Regions from separate parts of the Homo sapiens genome. Here region 1 is linked to region 2. Evidence: read pairs that join two places in POLR2A ChIA-PET (ENCODE). Cell type or tissue: Panc1. All regions are shown on one strand.

Region 1 (2,500 bases), 150 kb after region 2:
ACTTTTTTCTCTCTCTCTCTTTCTTTTCTTTTCTTTCTTTCTTTTTTTCTTTTTAAATAGAGACAGGGTTTCACCATATTGCCCAGGCTGCTCTCAAACTCCTCACTCAAGTGATCCACTTCGGCCTCCCAAAGTGCTGGGATTAACAGGTGTGAGTCACTGTGCCACCTGGCCCCAGCTAGTTTTTCATTCAAATCTTAAAAACAAAAACACCCAAAACTGTTGCTATCTTATAAATACTCATCATCCCAGCTATCCACATTCAGATAATTCCTCACTCTCTCCTTCTCCCCGACAACCCCAAACAATCTTGTACCACATAATTTCTTACTTAATAATGTTAAATTAGTTTCCCATGGTTGTCATAACAAAGTATCACAAACAGGTAGCTTAAAACCTTAGAGATGTATTCTCTCTTGGCTCTGGAGGCTAGAGGTCTGAAATCAAGGTGCCCGCCCTGTTCCCTCTGAAGCCTCTAGGAAAGAACCCTTCCTATCTCCTTCCAGCTTCTGGAGGTTGCCAGCAACCTTCAGCATTCCTTGGCTGGTGGACACGTCACTCTCTGTTGCTGTTTTTAGCCTTCCTATTCCCTCCCCTGTGGATCTATGTCTTTGTTTTCTCGTCTTAAAAGAACACTAGTTATAGGTTTTTAGGGCCTACTTTATCCAGTATAAGCTCATCTTAATTAATTATATCTGCAAAGGCCCTATTTTTTTTTTTTTTTTTTTTGAGAGGGAGTCTCACTCTGTCACCGAGGCTGGAGTGCAGTGGCGCGACCTTGGCTCACTGCAACCTCTGCTTCCCAGGTTCAAGTGATTCTCCTGCCTTGGCCTCCTAAGTAGCTGGGACTACAGGTGCACACCACCACACCTGGCTAATTTTTTGGTATTTTTAGTAGAGACATCTTGGCCAGGCTGGTCTCGAACTCCTGACCTCAGGTGATCCATCTGCCTTGGCCTCCCAAAGTGCTGGGATTACAGGCATGAGCCACCATGCCTGGCCTAGTTCTGTCTTTTTATTCTCCTTTAATCTGGAACAGTTTTTCAGGCTTTCTTTGCTTTTCATGACATACTTTTTTTTTTCTTTTTGAGACGGGGTCTCGCTTTGTCATCTGGGCTTCAGTGCAGTGGTGTGATCATAGCTCACTGCAGCACATTAGTTGTTTTCGTTGGCCTATCTTATCTGCCATATGTTGGCAACAGATGTGACTCTTCACCTCCTATGCTTTCTTCAGGTGACTCCCAGTAAACTTCCTAGCTCTCCCTTGAAGCTACTATTGTCAAAGTTACCAGCAATTTCCACCTCTGTCTTTCCAGATCCACAGGTTAACTGTCATTATCATCAGCTTTTAGCAATATTTGCTGCAGCTGGCCACTACATCCTTCTTGAAACACTGTCTTCCCTTGGCTTCTCAGACACCATCCTCTCCAGGTTCTCCTCCTGTGTTATTTCCTTCTCAGCCTTTTGGATGGCTGCCTTCCTATCATCCACCTCTAAATTCAGCAGCTCCCATGAGCTCAGTCCTGGATACACTTGTCTTCTCTATATACACACTCTCTCTCATCTAATCCTAATTAGATGACCACACCTAATTCTATGTATTTAGATATAATGTATAATCTGATGAACTGTATTCCTATAATTGTATTTCCAGCCCTGATCTCTCTTTTGGATTCCAGCTGCCTACGTGGGGTGTCTAGTTGGATTTTCCAAAAGATATTTCCAATTCAACATGGCTACAATACAACTCTTGATTTTCTAACCATTTATCTCCCAGTGTTCCTAATCTCAGTTAAGGCATCAACATTCATTGGCCACTCAGTTTTCAACCTTAGAAGTCATTCTCGATCACTCCCTTGTCACCAGGAGCAACTTACACTCTGTTCCATAACTTATTCATTTGCAAGTTCTGTGGCTTCACCTCCAAAATATATCTGGTGTCCATACACTTCTCCCCATTTAAGCTACTTCTATTTCAGTCAAGATGGGCCATCGTTTCTTATTCAGAGCATATTGGCACAGACTCCTTGTCTCTTGCCCTCTCCCCAAACAAAATAAGCACCCTAGAGCAGCCAGTTATTTTGAAAGACAAAACTGTGTTACTACCTTACTTAAAACCTCCAACTAGTTTAAGTTGCACTTTTTTCTTTCTTTTTTTTTAATTACCACACTTAGTCAATGCTCCTATTAAGTTGCACTTTCTATAATAATTCCAATACCATAGCCTTCAAAGCCTTATGTGGTCTGTCCCAGACCTATTTCCCCAAGTTTTCTTGTATCACTGTATCCTTGTATCACTACACTCTTTCTTGTATCACTCTGTCCTGTGTTCCAATAATTCTGGCCTTCTTACTGTTTCTCAAGTGTGTTAGACTGAAAGCTCAGTCAAGGCATGGATTTTTGTGTTGTTTTTCCTTTTGTCTATAGTGTTAATTGACGAATCACAGAGCATCTAAGACAGTGCCTGGCATTTGGGAAGCATTCAATGAATATCTATTCA
Region 2 (2,500 bases):
CAAACATGCTTCATGGGGAAAATGCACTTTCTAAACGCCAGGTGTTTAGTATCCTTGAGGTAATGCTGCTTTTTCCTGCACGGTCCTTCCCACCCCATCCCCGATGACTTGGCCCCTTCCCCTTAGTGAGATCCAAATTCAGCTAAAGTTTCAAAGTGAATATGATTAACTTTCCCCAGAATTTAATAACTAATCTCTTCCGTCACTTAGGACTTATGGTATAGTGTATTTTGATCTTCCTGATACACATAAGAGCACTGAAAATGCTGTTTGGAGACAGTGAGCGAGGACAGTCTGTGGAGCTGATCAGTGTCCGTCAAGTAAGCTGTCTGCTACTGGGTCTCTTCACCGAGTTTAGAAACAAAAGCATACCATAATTTCTTTTTTTTATTTTATTTTCTTTTCTTTCTTTTTTTTTTTTTTTTTGAGACAGAGTTTTGCTCTTGTCACCCAGGCTAGAGTGTAATGGCACAATCTCGGATCTCGGCTCACTGCAACCTCCACCCAGGTTCAAGTGATTCTCCTGCCTCAGCCTTCCAAGTAGCTGGGATCACAGGTGCGTGCCACCACTCCCAGATAATTTTTGTATTTTTAGTAGAGATGGGGTTTCTCCATGTTGGCCAGGCTGGTCTTGAACTCCTGACCTCAGGTGATCCACCCGCCTTGGCCTCCCAAAGTGCTGGGATTACAGGTATGACCCACCACGCCCGGCCAGCATATCATAATTTCATGAGGATTAAACCAAATGGGTCTGATGTGATAGTTGATGGCTACGCTTCCTCCTGGCTCCTGCACTTCCATGAGCTGGTGCGGCACAGCGGTCCTAGGGGGAAGGGCTTGGCCTCTGCGTGGCTTCCTCTTCATCTGAATTTGCAGCTGATGCATTGCATATGGATAGCATTCAAATGCCAGCACTGAGCACTTCTGTGGGCAAGATGCTCATTCAGCTCTGAGATGAAAGACGACGCTCTAGCAGGCCAGGCTCTGTGGCAGGCACCTGTGGTTCCAGCTGCTCGGGAGGCTGAGGCAGGAAGATCTCTGAGCCCTGGAGTTCGAGGCCTCAGTGAGCTGTGATCACACCTGTGAATAGCCACTGTATTCCAGCCTGGGCAACATAAGTGAGACCCCATCTCTAAACAAAAGATGATGTTCTAGGAATATAGGGGAGAAGATGACCCCTCCTTTTGCAGCAGCAGAGCGGGTTTGTGTGCCACAAACACCCATTTGTTTATGCTACTCTGGATCCAGCTATCTTAGCAAAGGGCTTCCTCATCCATTTAGTCAACCAGTTCTAGAAGACATCACTGACCTCTCCTTTCCTTATCCCACCCACCCACAAACAACAAACACACAAACAAATCACCAATCAGTTGGTTCTACCTTTAAAACATGTTTGGAACCTGTCTAATTCTCCTTTTCCCTCCTGCTGTGTCCCTATTCCACGCCACCATCATCTCTCCTGTGGGCTACACACAGCCCTGCAAGCTCTCCTTCCTCTCTGCTCCACTCTAGGCCTTGTGGTTACAGAGAATGGTTTCCTCTCCAGGCGCAAAACTCCTGAAGGCATGGACCAGTGTCTGTTAGCATCCCCAGCATGCACTCAACCAGTCTTTGTTAAATTATTCAAAGACCACATGAATAAGGAAAAATGCAAGTAAATGTTTTCACAATTTTTTTTTTTTTGAGACGGAGTTTCGCTCTTGTTGCCCAAGCTGGAGTGCAATGGTGCAATCTCAGCTCACTGCAACTTCTGCCTCCCAGGTTCAAGCGATTCTCCTGCCTCAGCTTCCCAAGCAGCTGGGATTATAGGTGCCTGCCACCACGCCTGGCTAATTTTGTGTTTTTAGTAGAGACAGGGTTTCTCCATGTTGGTCAGGCTGGTCTCGAACTCCTGACCTCAGGTGATCCACCCACCTCGGCCTCCCAAAGTGCTGGGATTACAGGCGTAAGCCACCGTGCCGGGACTGTTGTCACAAATTTTTTTATTGTTAAATGTGGTGGAAATATAGAAATCAGCATAAAACAAATATACAGCTTACTGGATTATTATAAGGCAACTCCATAGAAGACCAGATGTGAGTCTGGGCGCAGTGGCTCACACCAAAACTACTAAAAACACAAAAAATTAGCTGGGTGTGGTGGCGAGTGCCTGTAATCCCAGCTACTCGGGAGACTGAGGTAGATAATTGCTTGAACCCAGGAGGCGGAGGTTGCAGTGAGCTGAGATCGCACCACTGCAGTCCAGCCTGGGCGACAGAGCGAGACTCCTTCTCAAAAAAAAAAAAGAAAAGAAAAGAAAACAGAAGACCAGATGTGAGAAGAGATAGAACCTTGCCAACCCTCATGCCAAGCCCTCCATGGGCCCATTCCCAAAACAATCCCTCCTCTCCCCAGTAAGAGTGACCACTCTACTGACATGGATGGTGGTTACTTTCTTGGTTTTTTGTTTTGCTTTGTTTGTTTGTTTGTTTTGAGACAGAGTCTTGCTCTGTCACCCAGG

What was found. Peaks named below come from ENCODE experiments on the same cell type or tissue, not always from the same donor. Only the 100,000 strongest peaks of a DNase experiment are listed, where the experiment ranks them.
Region 1: POLR2A ChIA-PET joins it to region 2 with 8 read pairs; 17 of 35 experiments call an interaction of 5 or more read pairs at or near these places.

The regions. Positions count from the first base shown.
Region 1 is chr11:130,005,806-130,008,305 of GRCh38, reverse strand. No RefSeq gene overlaps it. Among named protein-coding and RNA genes, the nearest start is that of PRDM10, 4.2 kb to the right of the region's middle. RefSeq lists a cis regulatory region at 1,069-1,415. In Panc1, no CTCF peak of the experiment used is centred here; no DNase peak of the experiment used is centred here; H3K27ac peaks cover 269 bases.
Region 2 is chr11:130,153,765-130,156,264 of GRCh38, reverse strand. No RefSeq gene overlaps it. Among named protein-coding and RNA genes, the nearest start is that of ST14, 4.8 kb to the left of the region's middle. In Panc1, no CTCF peak of the experiment used is centred here; no DNase peak of the experiment used is centred here.